2 separate regions of the Mus musculus genome follow, and region 1 is linked to region 2. A link is a loop called in an ENCODE intact Hi-C map of the cell type or tissue named here. Cell type or tissue: heart. All regions are shown on one strand.

The links. Hi-C counts contacts between places; a loop is a spot of excess contacts. Peaks named below come from ENCODE experiments on the same cell type or tissue, not always from the same donor. Only the 100,000 strongest peaks of a DNase experiment are listed, where the experiment ranks them.
Region 1: it touches region 2 in a loop (7-fold over the local background); 15 of 42 quality-filtered maps call a loop at or near these places.

The regions. Positions count from the first base shown.
Region 1 is chr17:47,606,853-47,614,852 of GRCm38, forward strand. Bysl (bystin-like) reads right to left here and starts at 4,640. Exons shown (of 7, transcript NM_016859.3): 1 at 4,055-4,640; 2 at 1-149. The coding sequence starts at 4,319. It overlaps Gm20517 (predicted gene 20517), which reads left to right and starts at 4,733. Exons shown (of 9, transcript NR_157366.1): 1 at 4,733-4,840; 2 at 6,111-6,265. It overlaps Med20 (mediator complex subunit 20), which reads left to right and starts at 4,733. Exons shown (of 4, transcript NM_020048.4): 1 at 4,733-4,840; 2 at 6,111-6,265. The coding sequence starts at 4,827. In heart, CTCF peaks have their summits at 4,464 and 7,363 (motif pointing right); DNase peaks (open chromatin) are centred at 4,699 and 7,349; H3K4me3 peaks cover 2,856 bases; H3K27ac peaks cover 2,232 bases.
Region 2 is chr17:47,507,804-47,515,803 of GRCm38, forward strand. It overlaps a transcript of Ccnd3 not described here. Among named protein-coding and RNA genes, the nearest start is that of Taf8, 9.5 kb to the left of the region's middle. In heart, CTCF peaks have their summits at 394 and 3,544 (motif pointing right); DNase peaks (open chromatin) are centred at 318, 3,488, 4,038, 5,758 and 2 weaker places; H3K4me3 peaks cover 1,650 bases; H3K27ac peaks cover 6,531 bases.

The sequences.
Region 1 (8,000 bases), 99 kb after region 2:
CTTGTTCATGAACATTTCAATGGCACGCTCATCTTCAGGGTCCACGATCACCTCTGCCTGGTGGTCCACCCCGGCCATTTTGGCTGCCTTCTCCAGGGTAGGCCACTCCTCATCCTCCTCATCTGATCCATCCTGTGGCAATCCCGGCCCTACAAGATAATCCCAGCCGCAGGGGCTTGTGAGTCAGTTCCCCATTCCACGTACAGCACACCCAGGGAGCAGGAGGGACACCTGCAGAGGGACTATCCTTTTGTCCCCAGAGACTTGGAATCTTGATAGAAAATACAGCACACGAAGCGAGAGATGATAAGGCCAGTAAAGACTGGATGACATGTCCCCTCAGTGAATGGATGACATGTCCCCCCTCAATGACCAAGAAGGATCCATTCTATACTACACACATGTAACCTGGTCTGTCCAGATGACCTCAAGGAATAGGTACTGTTGCTATACCCAGTTCAAACCGGGGCAGAAGAGTTGATGTGCCCACAGTAGGTAGGCACTGTGGGTCCTGACTTCCCACTATGTTGCTTGCACAGTGGAACTGCATCATGTGCTGAAACTAAAACCATGGTGGAGGCAGTGTGCACCTCAGGCACTTGGATGAGTACAGAGGCTGAGGAGGCTCTGGATGGGCAGTCTGGGAGCAAGAGCATGCTCCACGTCCTGGAAAGTAATGCTGTTAGAGTGTTGGGCACTAAGGAGCCAGAAAGGAAACGGAAAGCCAACCTGGAAGGCTCTAAGGCTGGGCAGTGGCATTCGGACTCTGATCAACCAACACATTTAAGTTACTGGCTTAGGTAGTCGAGGATGACTTGGGAGTTCCTTGTTCTCGCGCCTCCACTTTCCAAACACGCACCACAGTGCTGAAGGCTGAGCTTCTGATGTTGGGTTAATCCCGTGTGTTCCATGTAAAGGCTGCCTGTGTACTATTCACATGTTAATCTTTGTTCCAGCAGAGAGCTGAGTACAGTCGGCATTGGTTTTTTTTTTTAATGAAGCATCACCTGTCTCAGTGTTGTGGAAACTTCTTCTCCATCACCTTCTGATTGGTTTAATCAAAAGCTGAGTGGCCCATAGCAGGGCTGGAAAGGATAGGCGGGACTTCTGGGCAGAGATAGGAACTCTGGGAAAGAAATCAGATGTGAGGGGACTCAACAGCCAGACACAGAGGAAGAAACACGTGCTGTTACTGAAGAGCAGTAACGAGCCCCGTGGTTGAATGTAGACTAGTATAAAGCAATTATGTTGTATCAGCGAGTTCGGAACAAGGCAGCTAAGGCCAAGCTTTCATAACTAATAAGAGGTCTCTGTGTCCTCACTTGGGTGATAGGTGGGTTGAGCCATTCCTGCCACATCCTGAGGTCCTGACCATGGAGTCTTGGCTGGGTACTTCCTGAGTGCTGGGATTAAAGTCATGTGCCAATACACCGGGCTGACTTTTGAAATACCGCACATAGCTGGCAAGGCAGTTGGGAAAGAGTCTAATAAACCAAAGTAGTTGAATTATTACCATAGCAACAGATCAGTTGCTATGGAAGTGGACTAAGGGTATATTATATAGAGCTCCAGAGAGTACACAGAGCATACCCAGTGAGAGCCAAGGTTGTTTGTTTTAGGTTTATTTTACTTTTAATGTTTGAGTGCTGACTGCACGTATGTCTGTGCACAAGTGTGCCTGGTGTCTAATGACATCAGAAGATGGCATTTGATCCCTTGCAAATGGAGTTACAGACAGCTATAGCCTGCCATATGAATGCCAGAAACCAAACTTGGGTTTTCTGCAAGAACAAGTGTTCTGAAGAGCTGAGGACCAACTCTTGAGAGTTTTCCTCTGTTCTCTACACACATCATGCCACGCACATGCACACAAAATACATGTTAAACAAAGGAAGACAAGAGCTATGAAATACGACGTAGGGAAAAGAGAGAAAATCAGGAGACAGTCACTGACATTTGTGTGGTGTTTTGTTGTTGTGATCATTTGCTTTTTGTATATGAGTGAACCCTGCATCATGGAAGTGACTCTTGGGAGCTGATGACCTTGTTTTTGAAACAGGATTTGACTGGGACCTGGGGATAGCTGATTAGGCTAGACTGGTTGCCCAGTAGGCCCAAGAGATCTGTCTTCTACACTGTAGCTCAGAAACTACAAGCTGCTGTGAGTGGAAGTCAGGGCTCATGCTCTCTCAAAGCATGGACCTCACCAGCTGTGAGCATTATCTTATCCTGTCCCTAGCTTGTGGTCAGACCTGAAACAGAGACAGACCAGACAGGACGCCATCAATCTCTAGCTGCTGAATGGACCACAGAGGTCACAGAATTCAAAGCACGATGTTTCCACAGTGATCCAGGGGAGAGACCCTGGTAGCTTAATCAGGGAGTGTCTCAGGTGAATGGAAAGTGGTCTGGCTCTGAAATACTCTAAAGACAACATCACCAGGATTTACTTTGAAGTGAGAAAGAGGAAGCCTGGACTCTGACTGGAGCAGTGGAGCTAATGTGCTAACAACCTCCAAGTAGCAAACAGAGAGCAAGTTTGGGAAGGAAGTCACAACTTCTGTTTTAGATGCAATCTTCTTCTTTTATTTTTTTTTTTCCTTCTCCGAGACAGGGCTTCTCTAGGTAGCCTTGGCTGTCCTGGAACTCACTTTGTAGACCAGGCTGTCCTTGAACTCAGAAATCCACCTGCCTCTGCCTTGTAAGTGCTGGGATTAAAGGCGTGCGCCACCACTGCCCTGCTTGGACGCAATCTTACTAGAGTTAGATACTAGTATTCAACTTGGAGATGTCAGGTAGACCACTGGATATAAAGATGTGAGCTTTCTTGGACGAACTCTGAGGGAGAAAAAACTGGAAGTAGCTGTCAAACAAATGGCCTCAAAGTGAAATTCCCTGACGACACCACAGAAGGACCGTCAAACCTTGTCTTGGTCACCCAGCAAGTTCAAGTCCAGCCTGAACAACTTAACGAGACTCAGTCTCAGAGTTAAAAAAAAAAAGTTATTTTAAGGGCAGGTGTGGTGTCACCCACCTATCATGCCACCACATGGAAAACAGAGGCAAGATCAGGAGTTCAAGGTCAGCCTCCCCTACAGCATTAGATGCCATCCCAGGCTCCATGAGCCCTTACTTTAAAAAAAACTAAAAGAAACAGAAAAAGCTGCTGTAGGCCCAAAACCATGTTCAAATGTGTCAATATTGCTTTTTAGGAGAAATAAGAATGGAAGATTAAGCAACTGGGAGGTGAACAACAATTCCTCCCCAGTGAGACAGGTGGCAGTACCCACCCCTCTTCCCCCTTTTAGCCCGTAAACAATACTGTTTCCCCTCCCCTGTCGCTGGGACAGGGACAGTCCCCACTTGCTTTTCAGGTCTTATTCGAAGGACATGAAATCTGGGATACCCACCATGTAGAATTAATGTTCATCTGCTTTTTTGTTTAAATAGAAATATCATCACTTTTTTCCTCTCTCTTGAGAGACAGGGCTCGTTAATCTGAAATTTACTATATAGCCAAGAAGGTCTTCTGCCTTGCTTCTCGAGTGCTGGGATTACAGGTGAGCCTCGCCACTCCTGCTTGGAATATGTAACTCTATTTAATGGGTGCCTTGAGCTAGACTTCCGGTGTTATCAGGAGGAACGAATATCTTATTTCTGTATCAAAACTGCCTAAAAACTTAACACAGCTCAAAACATTATGCAGGCAGTCCACAAATACTTCAAACGCCCAGAGGATAAATAAATAAATGCTAGACCACCAGGTGGTGGTGGTACCCGCCTTTACTTGGGAGGCAGAGGCAGGCAGCTTTATGAGTTCGAGGCCAGCCTGGTCTACAAAGTGAGTTCCAGGACAGCCAGGGCTATACAGAGAAACCCTGTCTCGAAAAAAACCTAAAATAAAATAATGCTAGAACTGGTGTGAGAGATCACTTTTCGTTGGCTTAACTCTGAATTCTGGAATTCAGGAGTGGAAGTGGAGGAACACGCCGGTAAAGTATTCTGATGGGGTGTCAGACCGGCCCAACTCACGACTCCACCCCTTGTCACTCACCCAGCCGCGTGGCGCGCTCTCGCGGTGGTGCTGACCGATCACCAGCCCCATGGTCAGTTTCGAGCTCCTCCTGCTGTTGTCTGGCTTGCTGCAAAATCCGTCTGCTTAGCCGGGGTCCCACATACTCTTCCTCCTCTTCGACCTCACGCCCCCGCCGTTTTTCTCGGGTCCCCGCGCGCACTGCGTTCCCAGCCAGGATCTGCTCGGCCAGAGGTGCATGCTTCTCCCGATTGCTGGCCCCACGTGTCACCTTGAATTTGGGCATTTTGGCCGAAAAAATTGCCCACCAGGTTCACACGTGTGAAGCCGGCTAAAAAGCCGATACTGCGCTTGCGCTGTGTGTTCCGATCGCCAAGAGGCCACTGAGAGATCACAGTGCCCCCCAGCGTTAGGAGGCCGGAAGTTCCTCATCTATTACTCTCAGGAAGAGCTTCGGGACCTATAGCAGGAGCCCCCAAATTCTCAGGTAATCTCATTAGAAAGGTGGATGTCCAAGTCACCCTTTTCCAGAATTCATGAAAGTAGCCTAGGGCGTCCTGTCAACCCGTTGGACGCCTTGGGGGCGGAGCCGAGTCGATGACGTTCTAGAAATGTCACCACTGGGTACCAGAGATGGCGCTCCCTGTGGGCGTGTCGCCGCGGCGCTCAGTATTTGCGCATTTCCGGCGGTCGATCAACGACTGCTTCCTGTGTTTAGGGGGCCGCCGTTCGCGTGAAGGTCTGGAGTCTCTGAGTTCGAGGGTTTGGAGGCGCCACCTTTTGATCCTTCGCTATGGGAGTGACGTGGTAGGACTTGAAGGGCTTCTGTGGTGACGGAGCATATAGGGTCGTGAAGGTGTCTGTGGGCCTGTGATGGCCCGGGGAAAGGGATTTTGACCGAGGTTCTCGGTTCCTCGGGGGGCTGACCAAGATGTCTTCCGGTTGTGTGGATGGGGGACACTGCGTGGGACTTCTCTCTTCCCAGACACACCCCTTTGGCAAAGGGAGCAGCGCATCCCTAGGACCCGCCAGGAGTTGTACCTTTTTCTTGGTACCTCTTCCTGTCCTTGAGGCCTTGTAGTGTCGCTACTAGCACCCAAAGGTTAGAAATAGGGTTTCTAGATTAGGAGTTGTTCGCAGAAAGGGATAAGAGTGGCGCGAGGAGAAAGTGACTTTTCTATTTTGCTTGCAGTTACAGACTTTGAATTGGCCATTTTAAGGTGTTGGGGCTAGTGACAGAGGTAGGAGGAAAGGAGCGGTTGGGAGTTTGGAGTTCGGAGTACCAGGCAGAGACAATTTTTCGAGCTGGGTGTCTCACTGTGTAGGCTTGGGAGGCCCGGAACTCACTCTGTAGAACAGGCTGGACTCGAATTCACAGAGATCCACCTGCCTCTCTCTGCCTCTCAAGCGCACGGATGAAACGGACGCGAGCCACCATCGCCTGGGCTTCAGACAGTTTTGATTGACTTTTATCTTAAACATGTTTGAAGTCTCACTTGATAAAAAGGCAGTTGGTAAGGTTTGGGCACCGTGCTTTTCTGGGTATTAATTTTAAAGTACTCGGCCTCAGCACTTAAAAGTCTTGGTAGTGGTGTGCTTCTTTCCAGTTAAAGAAGCTTGGAGGCCAGGGGCCACAGGTCTGCCCTGTGAAAGGAAGGCTCTTGCCACAGTTGACACTAGGAGCCTCATCTCATACTTCTACCCTACTGTAAAGAATGCCTGTGAGCAATGAAGACAGATCACAGCAGAGTCATTTAGAGTTCAGTTTCCCTGTTTGCAGTAAGTTGATACAGGACAGGGCCTTTCCTGGGGCCTTTGGAAGAGTCAGGCAATCCATCTGAGGGCTGATGCCTTTGATTCCAACATTTGGGAGGCAGAGTCAGGCAAGTTTCTGTGAATTCCAGGCCAGCCTGGTCTACCAAGTGAGTTCCAGGAACTCTTGGGGACTGATGGGTGGGGATCAGAGATGTCTAAGTAACTCCTAGCCCTGCTGATCCGTTACCTGTTGGGGAATTGAGTGGCTTAGCCAGAAGCTCTGTGTCTCTGGACCCTGCTGACTTGGCGTTGTGTTTCTCAGTGTGTCCCAGATGCCTGTGGCTGAGGGCAAGAGTCTCCAGCAGACAGTGGAGCTCCTCACCAAGAAACTGGAGATGCTTGGAGCAGAGAAACAAGGGACATTTTGTGTGGACTGTGAGACTTACCACACAGCTGCCTCTACCCTGGGCAGCCAAGGTCAGTAGATGGCTGAGAGCAGATGGGAGGAGCATGGCTTAGAGTATTTACGTTAATGGATCTGCTTGCTTTTCTGTCAAGGGTAGCGGTCCTGACTGAGGCAGGATGTGTTTGTGGCCTCATTCGTTCTTGGTCCATCTTATATTATGGTGGTCAGTTTGCAGTTTGATCTATTTGTTTAAAGATTTGTTTTTATTTTCAAATGTGTGTGTGTACAAGCACTTGTGCCCCTGTGTGTGGCTATATGCACACAAGTGTGGGTGCTTATGGAGGCTAGAGGTATCAGATCCTCTGGAGCTAGAGTCACAGGTAGTTATGAGCTTTCTGCTGATATGGGTACTGGGAACTAAACTTGGGTTCAAGGCCAGCCTAGGCTAGAGACTGAGAACCTTTCTTAGGAAACAAGAATTGTACACAATAACGGGAAGCACTTACTTCATTAAAGAATAGTGTTGGGGCTGAAGCAGCTCAGCAGTTGAGAACACTGGCTGGTTTTCTAGAAGCCAGGGTTTCATTCCCAGAGCCCATATGGCAGCTCACAGTTTTTGACTCTAGTCCTAGGGAATCCAGTGCCCAGTGCCCATAGTCTCTGGATACACTGTAGCTATACAGATGGTTGTGAGTCTTCATGTGGTTGTTGGGAATTGAATTTAGGACCTCTGCTCCGGTCGGCCGTGCTTGCTCAGGTCCAAAGATTTATTTATTAAGTACACTGTTACTGTCTTCAGACACACCAGAAGAGGGCATCAAATCTCATTATGCGTGATTGTGAGCCACCTTGTGGTTGCTGGGATTTGAACTCAGTACCTTCAGAAGAGCAGTCAGTGCTCTTGCTCGCTGAGCCATCTTGGCAGCTCACTCACATAGTCTTTGGCTGCCTTTGCAAAGTTTCAAGGCAGTACAACTTGATGTGGTATGATCCAGGTATGTAATTACAGTGTATAACCTGAGACAGAATAAGGTCAGCTTTGAGTGGCTCTGAGAGCTGGCATATTTTAAACTGGATTTTCAAAGCGATGAAAGATGTGAATTGGCAGTGTAGACAGAAGGGATGGGAGTTGGAGGTTCAGTGTAGAGCCTGCCTAATTCAGCAGGGGGCAGCAGAGAGGCCAGGGCAGTACAGGGAAGGCCCTGAATTGCTCCCCAATCCTGCAGTCTTTCTCCTCTTCCCATCACTACACTTTTTTTTTAAAAAAGGATTTATTTATATTTTATTTTGTTTGTTTTTAGACAGGGTCTCACTATGTAGCTCTAGCTGTCCTGGAACTCACTCTGTAGATGGGAGTGGCCTCAGATTCACAGAGATCCATCTCCTAGTGCTGGAACTAAATGCACATCATTACACCTGACTTTATTTTATTTCTGGGGCTGGGTGCTGTGGAGGGAAGTCAGAAAGGAGCTGGAGTTACAGGCCCTTGTGGACAACCCAGTGTGGATGGTGAACTCTGTTCTGTCAGAAGTGAGTGGTCAGAACCATTGAGCCATCTCACCAGCCTCTTGTTAGACTTTTATTTCTTTTTTTTGTTCTTGTGTTTTTGAGACAGAGTTTCTATGTGTATCCCTGGCTATCCTGCAACTCTCTCTTTGTAGACTAGGCTGGGATCACAGAGATCAGACTGCCTCTGCCTCCTGACTCCTGAGCGCTGGGATTAAAGGTGTGCACCCACCACTGCCTGGCTTTTGTTATGCCCTTAACCCCGCTAGAGTTTGTGGTTTTTCGAGACAGGGTTTCTCT
Region 2 (8,000 bases):
ATCAGAAGCCCTCCCTTGGTCTCCACCACACATGCACAGGGTGTGCATACCTACATGTAGGCAAGAAATCCATATGTGTAAAATAAGTAAAAGTTGTTTTTGTTTTGTTTTGTTTTTTGTTTTTTCAAAGAACGTCTAAGCATTGATCCTAAGAAGGGATGGGTGTTGATGTCGGGTTTGAGGGTGAGGGACTAAGGTTGTGAAGTGTATGAATAATGCAAACAAAGTTCCTCTGCGCCCTCCCACCTCTTCCTCTCTGCTCCCAGGGTCTGGGCACAGTGGAACCCTGGGCACGCCCCTTTCCCTCCGCCCTCACTTGTAGAGCAAGAACAGCCTGTACCCTTGAGAAACCACAAGAGGAAGTTTAGGGCGGATTGTGGGTGGGGAAAGTTCTGGGACCTCTGCCAAGTTTCCCTTTCCCTGCTGAACGGTAGGTGTGTTTATTTTGCCCACAGACTTTTAAAGTTTAAATCCTCTGCGTTTCAAAGAGCTGTCAATTCCTGTCCTTGTCCCTGTCCCTGCTGCCGACCTAGGGCACCTTTCCTGCAGTAAGACTGGAGTCTGTGTCTTCTCTGGTCTCAGCCCCTCACTTTCTCCCTAAAGCACCCCTAAAAACCTTTGAACTCTGGGTCATGTGGCTTCAACAACCACTTAGGGGCTCCGTAGTGTTTCTCACCGTAATTCTAGGTGCGCATGTGCGTGCACCTCTGTCCCAGCTTATCATCTTGAAAACCAGCGTCCAGAGAGAGTTCACATAGTCAGACAGCCATGGCTATGTAGAGAGACCCTATACACCAGAAAAGCACAGGCTGTTTTTTCAGATGACCCAGGTTCAATTCCCAGCAACTCACAGTTGTCCATTTGTCACTGCAGTTCAGGGGATTTGATGCCCTTTCCTTCCTTCCTTCCTTCCTTCCTTCCTTCTTTCCTTTCTTTCTTAAATATATATATTTTAAAGATCTATTTATTGTTATATGTAAGTACACTGTAGCTATCTCCAGTCACACCAGAAAAGGGCATTAGCTCTCATTATAGATGGTTGTGAGCCACCATGTGGTTGCTGGGATTTGAACTCAGGACCTTCAGAAGAGGAGTCAGTGCTCTTAACCACTGAGCCTTCTCTTCAGCCCTGAGACCCTTTTTTTTTTTTTTTTTTTTTTTTGAGACAGGGTTTCTCTGTGTAGCCCTGGCTGTCCTGGAACTCACTTTGTAGACCAGGCTGGCCTCGAACTCAGAAATCTGCCTGCCTCTGCCTCCCAGGTGCTGGGATTAAAGGAGTGCCCCACCACCGCCCGGCTCTGAGGTCTTTTTCTTAAGGTCTACAAGTTTTGATCAGGTTTATGTGCTCTGCCACTTTAAGAATTAGGAAGTAGGAAGCAGCTGGTAGTGTCGAGGGAAATCTCAGACTGCAAGCAGACAGCAGCAGACAGAACCAACGGTTGAAGGGCAGGTACTGGGAATGAGGAAACACATGCGGCAGACACACAGAGAAACAGACCCTGCAAGGCAGAGTGCAGACTTGGGAAACAAAAAAATTGAAGGCTGGAGGCCTTTTTAAGTCTCTCAAAAAGTCCTTCTCCCCTAATTTAGGGTTGGTCAATTTGAAAAAAGATAGGATGGTTGATTGGCCTGTAAACCTTCCAGGCTTGAAGTCCATCAGCAGGGGGTCCGGGAGTGGGAGAAGAAACTCAATAAAACTTTTGTTTTAAGCTGCCAGGCTTTTGTCTCAGGTCCTGAGAGTGAAGAAGAGACCTTTCATCTTGGGAATTTGGAATTCACCACCAGTATTACCTAGCTACATCCCCTCACCCTATCTTCCTGCCCACCAGGAGGAAGTCTATGTAACTCTGCTCCTTCTGACCTTCCTGGGCACCAGACACACACACGCACACACACGCACGCACACACACACACACGCACACACACACGCACGCACACGCACACACGCACACGCGCGCACACACACACACACATACACACACACACACACATACACACACACACATACACACACACACACATACACACACACACATACACACACACACATACACACACGCACAGGCACGCACACACGCACAGGCACGCACGCACGCACACACACACACACACACACACACACACACGGTGCACAGACCCAGGTAGAGACAAAACACCAATACACATACAATTTTAAAACAAAAATATAATACGGATGGTACGGTGTGATGTGTGGAGAGGGGGAGGGCTTGGGGTAGAACACAGAGGGAGTCTTTGCAAGTAAATATGTCCCAAGTGCTGGGATTAAAGGCGTGCGCCACCACTGCCGGGCGTATAAGTAATAGTTTTAATTTAAAAGCAAAGGAGAGGGCTGGCGAGATGGCTCAGCGGGTAAGAGCACTGACTGCTCTTCCAAAGGTTCTGAGTTCAAATCCCAGCAACCACATGGTGGCTCACAACCATCCGTAATGAGATCTGACACCCTGTTCTGGAGTGTCTGAAGTCAGCTACAGAGTGCTTACATATAATAAATAAGTAAATCTTTAAAAAACAAAACAACAGCCGGGCGTGGTGGCGCACGCCTTTAATCCCAGCACTTGGGAGGCAGAGACAGGTGGATTTCTGAGTTCGAGGCCAGCCTGGTCTACAAAGTGAGTTCTAAGACAGCCAAGGCTACACAGAGAAACCCTGTCTCGAAAAACCAAAACCAAACCAAACCAAAACAAAAACAAAAGAGAGCTAAGTAGGAAAATAAATAAATGCAGTGGTATTGGAAGTAGTAGTGAATGCTTGTGGTCCCAGCACTCAGGAAGCTGAGGCAGGAGGATCATTGGAAGTTGGAAGGGGCCTAGGCTGTAAAGCTTTCAAGCAAGGCAGCATCAAAAAGTGAAGTTAGACTCCAGAAATTGAAGGAGATACAAGAAGCGTTTAGATGTTTAAGGTAGTTCTGGGATGCATTAGGACGAAACAAAAATGTTTATTTTATTTGTAACTATGTGTCTCTGTGTGTCTGTGTGCATAAATGCAAGGGCCTGAAGTGAGCCACACAGTGTGGGGACTGAACTTGGGTCATCTGCAAGAGCAGGACAAGCTTTTAGCTGGTTCTCTGGCTTTCCAGACCCATACGTTTTTCTTGAGTAGATGGATTTTTTTTGTTTGGTTATGCGTTTTGAATTATTATTATTATTATTATTATTATTGCTTGAGCCTTGCCATATAGCCTCCCCCCAACCCCCGTACTATTGTAAACAGACCTGGCCGTCCTTGAACTTGTAGCAACCCCAGCCTTTTCTTTCTGGGAGCTGGGATTACAGGCATGGAAAGTACCACGCCCACTTGGCAAAAATGTAAGAACTTTCTAACAAATAGCTGTGTGATCCCAGCCTAATGACGTGAGTCCTAGCTACAGGAGTCTAGAGCGCATGCACCTAGGGCCTCTGCCAGAGTGTCAACGCGAAGACTCCACCCCTTTCCGCCTAGAAATTGGGTGACTCACCGAGGCCCCCTTGCGTCATCACTCGGCCTGCCGCTGGCCCCGGCCCATGGTATTCACACTTGGTCCACCAGATGGAGCTATAGCCCAGAGTGTCACTTCAGGGGCCCCCGGATTGGGTGAAGAACCCCACCTGGTCCTTCAGGCGCCAGCTGGTTTCCTGGGACCTCTGTCCCCACCCCATTCCCAGCTGTTTACACAGAGAGCTGTTCTGACCGGACCAGGCAGAATCTCCATAAAATGTGCTCTGGCCCAAGTGTGCAGCGCTGGGAGAAGGTGCTCCTTTGCGCAGGCAGGGGCCCTCCCACAACTCTTCCTGACCTTCCGTCGTCCTTGCCTCCGAGGGACCCAAGTGTCAGCAGGCGCCAGCACATTTTCAGGGAAGCTACTCTGGAATGACCCTTCCTACCTTTCAAAGGGTCTAACACTTACATTGTTGCCTGTTAAGGGCCTCGGAAGCCACACCTTTCTGAAAGAATTAGTTCTCCCTTGTTGGGTAAAATTCCCCAGCAGCCTCTCCTGAGGTTAGAAAGCAGAGACTTAGCCATGCCTCTTTGAAGGTGGGGCTGGTTCTTCCTGTATCCGGGCCAGATCTTATTGCAGCCGGTCAGACCCGTTAAGGGCTATTGCTTGCTTGGCTTGATGGCGCAGGCCTTTAGTCTCAGCACTAGGAAGGCAGAGGCAGGTGGATCTCTGGGAATTTGAAGCCAGCCTGGCCTCCATGGCAAGCTCAGGCCTGCCAGGACTACTGGGCAAGAGCTTGTTTCAGAGACAGAGACAGAGAACTAAGAAGGCCTTACGGTCAGTGGGCTACAGGACACAGCAGACTCGGCCCACAGTGAGCAAGATGGCCACAGTGAACAGCCCTGGAACAGAGTCTGGCTAGTATTTCCAAAGACTTAATAATTCATTCTTTCCTAACCACCGTCAGCTCAAGGGACATAGGAGACAGGCCAAGAAGCCGCTGCACAGAGAAGTTAAGCTTCTTGCTAAGTTTCACACAGCTCAGCTGGCAGACTGATAGGGCTGTTTGGCATCAAATGGGGATTCACCATCCATTTTCATTCTATGGTGGTCGGGCCAGAGAGCAGTCCCTATGGATAAGCTGCCTGGCTTGGTTCTTGCTAGGTTCCTTTCTGGTGTCTGTTTCCTCACCTGTGACCCTTCCCTCATGGTGGCTAGTACCAGCTAAATGTTTACTATATGCTAAGGAGCATCTTAATGGCCTCACAGCCCAATGAAGCAAGCACACACGCTTGCGTGTGTGTGTGTGTGTGTGTGTGTGTGTGTGTGTGTGTGTCTGTGTGTGTCTGTGTGTCTGTGTGTCTGTGTGTCTGTGTGTGTCTGTGTGTATGCTGAGGCTCAAACCTAGGCCTTTGTACATATTGGCAAGTACTCTGTCACTCAGCTACATCCCAGGCAAGACAGGCATTATTCTGCCTTTGCAGGTGAGGAAACGAGGCATAGGATATGGCTGGGTAAAGAGTCTAACCTGCATTCGACTTAAGAGATAATACGAAGTCCTGCCCTGGGCCAGGCAGGCCATGGCTTCTGATGAGTGATAGTTACTGTCTTCTTGACAGCAGAAGTCATTTTCCAGCCTCTACTCCTTAGGGTGGGCATGGGGGTTAATCCCAAACCAGTTTTGGTTTCTTTCTTCATCATCTCGCCTATGACTCCATCTCTCTCTCTCTCACACACACACATATAAACACACACACTTTTTATTTTTTGATACAAGACCTTACTATGCAATTCTGACTGACCTGAAACTCCCTTTTTTAGACCAGGCTGGTCTTGAACTCATAGTGCCTGCCTCCGACTCCCTGGTACTAAGATTAGAAGTATGTGTGCTACTTCTCTTCAGCATGGGTTTTGTTTTGTTTAAGACATGGTTTCACGTAGCCCAGGCTAGCCTTACGCTTCTTCCGCAGTCAAGGATGACCTTGAATTTCTGATCCTCCTCCCTCTCCCTCCCAAGGGCTAAGGTTACAAGGCATGCGCTACCAGACCTAGTTTAAATGGTGCTGCAGATGGATCCCAGGGCTTGGTGTGTGCTCAGCAAATGCTCTACCACCCAGCCCGAGCTCTGGCCTCACAGCCCTTTTTCCTCTAGAGTAAAAATAGACCTGAAAGTTTTGGCCTTTGGGGAGAAGGTTGGACAGAGTCCTTGAAGTTGGGGCAATCCCAGAACCTCCCGATTCTGGCCCCAGCATTTTCTGCTCCAGCCCACCCTCCTCCGGATCTCTGCTCCCTTCTCTCCAGGCTGCTCCTCCCTGCCCCTCCCCTGGGCTCTCTTGAGTTCTGGGAAAGGAAGTCAGGGCCGGGGCCTCAAGACACATGCAGGCCTTGAGCATCAACTTAAGCTCCAGCTGGAGGAGGGGGGCCCTGCTAGGGGAGGAGAGGGCACCTGTAGGTCCCATCCGCCTGTCCCTTGAAGATTTCTGTCTGCTGTCACAGAATCTTTCCTGAGCTCATTTTCAGAGCTTGCTGTGATTGGAGCCCAATTTGAATGAGACCCTGGGAGGGGTTGGATCTTTAGCAAGAGAACCACACCAAGATGTCTTGGGGACCTTAGGAAGGGAAGGCTCTTTGCACTCAGTGGCTCAGAAGGCTGCCTCTTATTTCCTCTCTGTTCTCCCCTCCTCCTAAGACATGTCCCGTACAGACCCACGAACCACAGTGGGAAGGGTCTTGGGGGTCACGGGCCTTCAGATATACTAGATGACCAAGCAAGAGCAGACACTTAGTACAGTCCCTAAGTCCTCCCTTCTTCCCAGTCAGCTGGTACCTGCTGGTCCTAGGGCCAGCATCTGTCTTTTCTTTGATTGACTTAGTCCACAAGACCAACCAAATCTGCCTCTCAGATCTCTGGATCTCTGGAGAGATAGTCTTTTTTTGAGTCGGCTCAGACTTAGTATAACCACTGAACTTGACTTTGGTACCTCTGGGTGGTCCTCAGAAAGTTTCCTCAGACAAAACTGCTGGGAGTCCTTTTGGGTGTTCCTCATGAGCATATACTGTATACATTTTCTTTCTTTAAAAAAACATATATGTATGTATGTGTGTGTGTGTATATATTCATATGTGTATATATATGTATATGTATATACATACACATACACAGAGTGTGTGGTGTGTGTGTGGGCAAAGTGTATGAAGTGTATGGGAGCCTGTGCTTGGAGGTCAGAGTTCAGTTTACACAAGGTGTTATTCTCCTTCCATTTGTATGTTTATTAACTCGATTATTACTTATTCTTCACACTCATCCTACAAGGAGCTGGAGGATGTTGTTCAGTTGGACGAGACCTGGCATAAGGTATCTCTGGGTTCAGTCTTCAGGAACACAAAAAACTGGATGTGGCCCATGACTGTAACCAGTGCTCCGGAAGTACAGGCAGGAGAAGTTCAAGGTCACCCTTGGACTTGGGGCCAGTCTGGGATGCATAGAACCCTGTCTCAGAAAAGAAAAACAGTACAAAAGGCTGGAAGATGGCTGGCTCAGTCAGTGCAGTGTTTGGCTCACAAGCATGAAGGTGTGAATTTGAGCCTCACAACACGTATGCAAATTCCTTATGTGCCATCTAGTGCCAAGGAGGCAGAGACAGAATCCTAGGGCTTCCCTGGTCAGCCAGTTAGCCCAGGTGGCGATCGATCTCCAGGCCATTGAGAGATCCTGCCTCAGAAGAGCAGTTGACTGTCCTGAGACTGACACCCAGGATTGTCCAGTGTCCGGCACGTGTGTAATACATACATGCACATGTGTGCACATACATGCACATGTAATAGGCAGGTGCTGGGGTTTCTTACTTCACACATGAAGAATGGAAGTTCACAGGCCAAACAGCTGAACTCATGGTCAGTATTGAGAGCCCAATGCCAAGAGCCCTGGTGGCTCACGCCTTTTATCCCAATACGAGGGGAGGCAGAGCCAGATGGACCTCTATGAGTTTGAGGCCAGCTTGGTTGGCATGTGTATGTCCCATCGGGGGTGTGAGATATGATACTAGGTTCCTATTGAGACAGTGCCTTATACATAGTCTTGGGGGTAGTAACACAGAGGGTGGGGCTTCTGAACTGGTTGTGAGTGACATGCACATGTGTCTTGGAAGTAGTGGTGGTAGGGAGTATGTTTTCCCACCACTCATAGCATACGAGGGCCTCCTGCATCCTGGATCCCTTAGGTCTCTTAGCCAGAGCCCCAGCAACATCAACTAAGCCAAACCAGATGGAATAAGGATGTCTTGGCCTTGCCCCAGCAGGAAGGTCAGGTATCACAGAGGACCCAGGAAGCAGGAGCGTGTGATGGTAGATGTGAGCTTAGCTAGGTGGAGCTGGGGCTCTGACCTATCTGTGGAGCCCTGGATGAATCAGCCAGACCACAGCCACCCAACTGAAACGAAGGTGCAGACATTTTCTTCTGACCCCCTCCCCCTCCAACGTTCATTTCCTTTTTTCCTTGGGCTTTCCCGTGACAGCTTTACTGGGGTGTGGCACTGGGGCAGTGGCTGGGGGTACAACTCAAGTT